Regions from separate parts of the Homo sapiens genome. Here region 1 is linked to region 2. The links are chromatin contacts, found by Hi-C in ENCODE. All regions are on one chromosome and are shown on one strand. Each heading gives the region's core, a stretch centred on a gene start or an enhancer-like site at or near the end of the contact. The rest is flanking DNA. Distances are from core to core; before and after follow the strand shown. Region 1 holds the start of PDCD2 (programmed cell death 2). Region 2 overlaps LOC124901235.

Evidence for each region. Hi-C counts contacts between places; a loop is a spot of excess contacts on that map. Pooled maps may share reads with other maps.
Region 1: a loop to region 2 is called in a map of CD8-positive, alpha-beta T cell, with 13 times the contacts of the local background. The contact joins the promoter of PDCD2 here to the enhancer-like site in region 2. A Hi-C loop is called at or near these places in 1 of 168 maps with a recorded cell type or tissue (CD8-positive, alpha-beta T cell) and 1 of 50 pooled maps.

Annotation. Positions count from the first base shown.
Region 1 is chr6:170,583,042-170,586,084 of GRCh38, forward strand. PDCD2 (programmed cell death 2) reads right to left here and starts at 1,596. Exons shown (of 6, transcript NM_002598.4): 1 at 1,258-1,596; 2 at 464-706; 3 at 16-147. The coding sequence starts at 1,540. RefSeq lists a silencer at 1,326-1,565.
Region 2 is chr6:170,458,018-170,461,223 of GRCh38, forward strand. LOC124901235 reads right to left here. Exons shown (of 3, transcript XM_047419615.1): 3 at 1,314-3,206. Among named protein-coding and RNA genes, the nearest start is that of PSMB1, 94 kb to the right of the region's middle. Within about 2 kb of position 1,619, at least 3 of the 41 ENCODE cell types and tissues checked have a DNase peak (open chromatin) inside an H3K27ac peak, as active enhancers do; they include CD8-positive, alpha-beta T cell, where a contact is called at or near this core.

The DNA.
Region 1 (3,043 bases), core at 346-2,845, 130 kb after region 2:
CCTGAAACTGCTTACCCATGCTCCCTATAATCTCTGAGTAATCTTCCTTTTCCACAACCTCAGGCATAATCTCATCTTCTGTTTCTATTACAATTTCAAATTCTGGAAAAAGGAAGTTGTGGTCTGGAATTATATGGTCCAGATGATCTGAAACAAAAAGGACAGCACTATTAGTAATCATTTAGTTTTGAAGACAGTCTAATAATTTGCTGTCTCTAAAGTACTATATTCCCTATAGTTCTGGCATTTTAGATAAAGGGTCATAAATTAAATGCCTATATGGTGACATTATTCAGTGATTCAGACTTCACAGCCTTTTTTTTTTTTTTACAAAGGTGTTCCAGGCATGAAAAATTTTAAAGTACTATACCTTTCCTAATTTTACCTTTAAAGTTGTCCTGGAAATATCTGGGTTGACAAAGGCGATGAAACTGAACTGAGACTTAAAAAAAAGATTACCCACCTGGTTGTGCACAAGCCTGCTTATGTCCCAATCTCCAGTCTAGGGTCTGATGCTCCTTGCTGCAGTAATATGCTTTGTGGCATCTGGAGCACGTTTTGGGGCCTAAACAGCCACAAACCCTGCAGAGATGAGCACCAGACTTAAGCTGGAGACACACTGATTCTCCTGTTTCTGGGGGAGGATTCTCAGAAGGTGGCTCATATGAGTAAAAATCGTTTTTCCTGGGTAGTTGATTCCTAAAAACTAAAAAAGAATACAGAGAAAAGTTTTATCTTCAAACAAAACAGCAATTCACATATTTTATCCTCTGCACGTAAAACTGAAAATAACAACAACAAAAAAGAAATGAAAGTTTTTGCTTTCAGGAATAAGCTTTTAAAATCCAGAAACTAGATTTCGTCCGGTACACGCAACTGAGTTGCCTCCTAGAGGTGGTTTGAGTTAATCAAATTAATAAGACTGATCGTTAAGAACGACTGCCAAAAATACGAAAAAGCTACTGGGATCCATCTTTCCAAGACAATTTCTATTATCTGAATTAACACCATACCTGGTACCCACTGATTAAAAGCTGGGGGTTACCAATGCGCGTGGGCACAGTTAGAAGCTTATGTAGCAAAAATGAGCACATCCTGGAAGGGCCCGGGAGAAGGTGCTCCTGGGGCAGCGCGGAGAGGGAGCTCTGAGGCTGGGGCGGCAGCGGTGCTTGCCGCCGTCCCCCTGGTCGCTCCCGGAATTAACGCCGCGCACGCGTCGGAGGCATGGCCCCGTCCCGACCCCGTTTGGCGGCTCACCTCGCAGGCCGGCACAGCACGGCTGCTCGCGGCAGCAGAAGAGGAAGATGCAGCGGTGGAAGGCGTCCGGGCGGCCAGGCAGCGGCGCATACACCTGCAGCAGGAAGGAGAGCGGGCGGCCGCACAGCTCGCAGGCCAGGGCCTGGGGCCCCGGCAGCCCGGCCGCGCCCAGCCATGCCGGCCGCCCGCCCACCTTGCTGGGGAACTGCTCGCTGCGCAGTCGCCACGCCGGCGCCGACTCGGCGAAGCCCAGCTCCACAGGCCTGGCCCCGGCGGCAGCCATGCGGGGCGCGGGCTGGCGTGGGGCGCAGCCCACAGCTGGGTCGGAAGGCGGAAATCGGGCGCCGGGCCGGAAGGCAAGAGGCGGGCACCTTTCCGGAGGACAGGAGGCGGAAACGCGTCTGACGGGAGCGGTTGCAGGACCAATGCGAGGGAACGGGGCAGAGGAAACCTCTCGGCATCAGCCCCGCCCCTGGCGCCTCTGCCTCCGAGCCGCTTTCCTGGTGCCTCCGGGTGCTCTGGGATGGTTCTGGTCTTTGGGAGAGTGGCAGCTGGTGACGGCGCTCCGCTCACCTCTGCACATGTCTTGCTGTGGGCCTGCGGGTGGCCGCCAGGGAGGCAGAGCCCTCCCGCAAACCTTCCCTGCTGGTGTCCACCTCAGGGTGTGGGAAACCTGTGCGCTGGCCGAGTGCTAACCAAGAGTAGGCAGTGAAAGACAAATGAAGGTTGAACAGGTAAAGTGAGGACCCTACAGCGGAAACCAAGAATCCTGTGTGCCTGAGAGTAATGAAGAAGCCTCTGCAGAAGAGTCTTTTCTGTCAGTCTTAAGGTCTCTGTTTTAATGTTAGTGCTGGCTTGCTGTACCTGAATTCCAAGGGAGGAGTGTATAATGAGGCATGGCCAACCCCCACTTCCCATCATTGCCTGAACTAGTTTTTCAGGTTAACTTCAGAATGCCCTTGGGCAAGCAGAGGGTCCATCAGTCGGTTGGAGGGTTTAGAATTTTACTGTTGGTTTGCAAAGGTCTGAAAGAAACATGTACCACCTGTTCTCTTTAAGGAGTTCTACTTAGGAGGTTTCATTTACATAACAAGACCGTGGTTGTCAGCCAGGTCTCCACCCGCATAACCTGTTATGCCACAATCCAAACCCCCATTCTGTAACCTCAAGATGGTATATAAGTTTCTGAACCCCATTTGGGGCTTCAGCAAAATCACTCTGGTTCTCCCCCATGTGCATGTTAATAAATTTGTATGCCCTTTCTCCAATTAATGTGCCTTTTGTCAGTTGACTTTTCAGTGAACCTTCAGAGGACAAAAAGGAAGCTTTCCCTTGGCTACTACAGTGGCTTTAATGGAAGTAAAGTCATCAACAACATTTATTTTTGACAAAATCACAGTTTAGTTGGCAGTATATTTGTTTGTTTTTGTTTTATTTGAGATGGAGTCTCGCTCTGTCGCCCAGGCTGGAGAGCAATGGTGCGATCTCGGCTCACTGCAACCTCCGCCTCCCGAGTTCAAGCATTCTCCTGCCTCAGCCTCCCGAGCAGCTGGGTAGCAGTATATTTGTAATGGTACATAAAATAATGTCTGTTTTTAAATAAACATTTACATTGTAAACCAAAAGTTAACTCTCCATCAATTTTTTTTTTTCTTTTTTGAGATGGCATCTTGCTCTGTCACCCAGGCTGGAGGAGTGCAGTGGCATGATCTCGGCTCACTGCAACCTTCGCCTCCCAGGCAAGCGATCCTCTTGCCTCAGCCTCCTGAGCAGCTGGAATTATAGG
Region 2 (3,206 bases), core at 369-2,868:
CCTATCCCACAGGAGGAGCCCCTATCACACAGGAGGAGCCCCTATCCCACAGGAGGACTCCCTATCCCACAGGAGGAGCCCCTATCCCACAGGAGGAGCCCCTATCCCACAGGAGGAGTCCCTATCCCACAGGAGGAGTCCCTATCCCACAGGAGGAGCCCCTATCCCACAGGAGGAGTCCCTATCCCACAGGAGGAGCCACTATCCCATAGGAGGAGTCCCTATCCCATAGGAGTCCCTATCCCACAGGAGGAGCCCCTATCCCACAGGAGGAGCCCCTATCCCACAGGAGGACTCCCTATCCCACAGGAGGAGCCCCTATCCCACAGGAGGAGCCCCTATCCCACAGGAGGAGCCCCTATCCCACAGGAGGAATCCCTATCCCACAGGAGGAGCCCCTATCCCACAGGAGGAGCCCCTATCCCGTAAGAGGAGCTCATATCCCGCAGGAGGAGCCCCTATCCCGTAAGAGGAGCTCATATCCCGCAGGAGGAGCCCCTATCCCGCAGGAGGAGTCCCTATCCCGCAGGAGGAGTCCCTATCCCGCAGGAGGAGCCCCTATCCCGCAGGAGGAGCCCCTATCCCACAGGAGGAGCCCCTATCCCACAGGAGGAATCCCTATCCCACAGGAGGAGCCCCTATCCCACAGGAGGAGTCCCTATCCCACAGGAGGAGCCCCTATCCCACAGGAGGAATCCCTATCCCACAGGAGGAGTCCCTATCCCACAGGAGGAGCCCCTATCCCACAGGAGGAATCCCTATCCCACAGGAGGAGCCCCTATCCCACAGGAGGAGCCCCTATCCCACAGGAGGAGCCCCTATCCCACAGGAGGAGCCCCTATCCCACAGGAGGAGCCCCTATCCCACAGGAGGAGTCCTTATCCCGTAAGAGGAGCTCATATCCTGCAGGAGGAGTCCCTATGCCACAGGAGGAGCCCCTATCCCACAGGAGGAGTCCCTATCCCACAGGAGGAGCCCCTATCCCACAGGAGGAGCCCCTATCCCACAGGAGGAATCCCTATCCCACAGGAGGAGCCCCTATCCCACAGGAGGAGTCCCTATCCCGTAAGAGGAGCCCCTATCCCACAGGAGGAGTCCCTATCCCACAGGAGGAGCCACTATCCCATAGGAGGAGTCCCTATCCCATAGGAGTCCCTATCCCACAGGAGGAGCCCCTATCCCACAGGAGGAGCCCCTATCCCACAGGAGGAGTCCCTATCCCGTAAGAGGAGCTCATATCCTGCAGGAGGAGTCCCTATCCCACAGGAGGAGTCCCTATCCCACAGGAGGAGCCACTATCCCATAGGAGGAGTCCCTATCCCATAGGAGTCCCTATCCCACAGGAGGAGCCCCTATCCCACAGGAGGAGCCCCTATCCCACAGGAGGAGTCCCTATCCCGTAAGAGGAGCTCATATCCTGCAGGAGGAGTCCCTATGCCACAGGAGGAGCCCCTATCCCACAGGAGGAGTCCCTATCCCACAGGAGGAGCCCCTATCCCACAGGAGGAGCCCCTATCCTGGGTGGCCGGGGACACAAGGTTGTGAAGGGGACAGAGCGATGAGTGGGAATGCCCACACTGGGGGTCGGGGTGGCTGGGGACACAAGAGAGGATGTGAGTCAGACCCGAAAGTGAAAGTCCTGCTGGCTCAGCCGCATGCTGGACCTCACAGTAAGCAAGTGCTGCCACAGGAGTCTTTATGTACAAGAGTGACAATATCAGAGTTTTCTTGCAGGATGACCATCTCAGCGGTGCCTGGTGGAGCAAATGAGGTGACAGTTGAAGGTGGTGGGGACTCTGTGAACAGCAAATGCAGGAAAGGGAAGCCAAGAAACACTTCATTTAAAGCTTGAAATAGGAGTTGCCAGAGGCGTTAGCCCAGGTCCCTCAGCAGGAAACAGGACCTTGGGGTGTCTAACCCCCAACCCTGTGCCCCAGGGTTATGGGGTCTATGAGTTCTGCAAGGGTTCCCAAAAATACATAAGAACTGGAGCAAAGATTCTTTTCTCCAAAATATGAAAGTAAAAAATCCGATTGATATTTGAATGCTTACAAACAAAATTTCCCATCTATGAGCACAATGCATATGAGCACAGTGCACCTCAACCCTCACATACTTCCTATCAATTCTACTTCGTGTGGGCTACTGAGGCAGTTTCACACGTTTGGTGGGATTTGCATGGAGCCTCCAGATGTCGGAGGTCTTGAAGCCTGAGACGCAGAGAGAGAAAAAGGAGAAAGGGAGTGAGAGAGAAGCAGTGAGTGACCACAGAGGAGCGCTGAGACTTCCTCCTCCTAATACCCCACTTTTTCCAACTCGAGTGTCAAGGACTTTGCATGCACTGGGGCCTGGGAAAGCCACAGTTCAGTGGTCCTACTGTGGTTTTTAGGGCCACAAAGAACCTTTCACTTTGCCCTCAAACCAAATTGGTACCCTCCTATTGCTGAAGACAGCTTCCTTTGTTTTCCATTTCAGCAGAAACAAGTGAGGTAGCAGAGAAGCACTGAGGACCCCAAAAAGCCCCCTAGGGTTCGGATCTCGCCCAAGAGAGGCATCATGACTGCAGGTTTGGGCACGGGGGTGGGAAATGGAGGCCTCCACTCATCCTTAACACACAGGGACCTGTGTGGCTGGCGTTCATTGTGCTAAGCGTCTTAGAAAAATAGCTATTAAATATATAAACTGTTAAATGTGTATGAATCCCTTGTACCTAATGGCAAAGATGAGACACTCACATGGCATGCATTCAGACCGAAGGGGCTGCTCCTGAGTGCTCTGACCACAAAACACAGGGGCCGGGGGCCTGCACATCAGAGGCCTGGAGATGAGGCGCCCTGAGGCACTAACTAAATGTTTGGGTATGCCTAGGAGGTCAAGAATAACTAAGCTCGTGCGTAGCCTAAGAAATGCTGAATAATTTTCTAAGAAAAATGATGGCAGATACAACATTCATAATATCTGGCACATAGAGGGTACACAAATATTTGTTGCATATTTGAATGAATAGCAGAGCATTTGCATTTTTGTGTAATTTTTATCATCGTATAATCAAAATCCAAAATTCATAGCAACATCCACCAGGCAAAGAGCTCAATGGGCTTCCCTCTCCACACCTGCTCCCGTTAGCCCCCAGCATCAAGTGGTTTGTGGCCAGCACCCTCTCCCTCCCCTGGTGATGACCAGAAGACAGAAAAAGATGCAGGAAG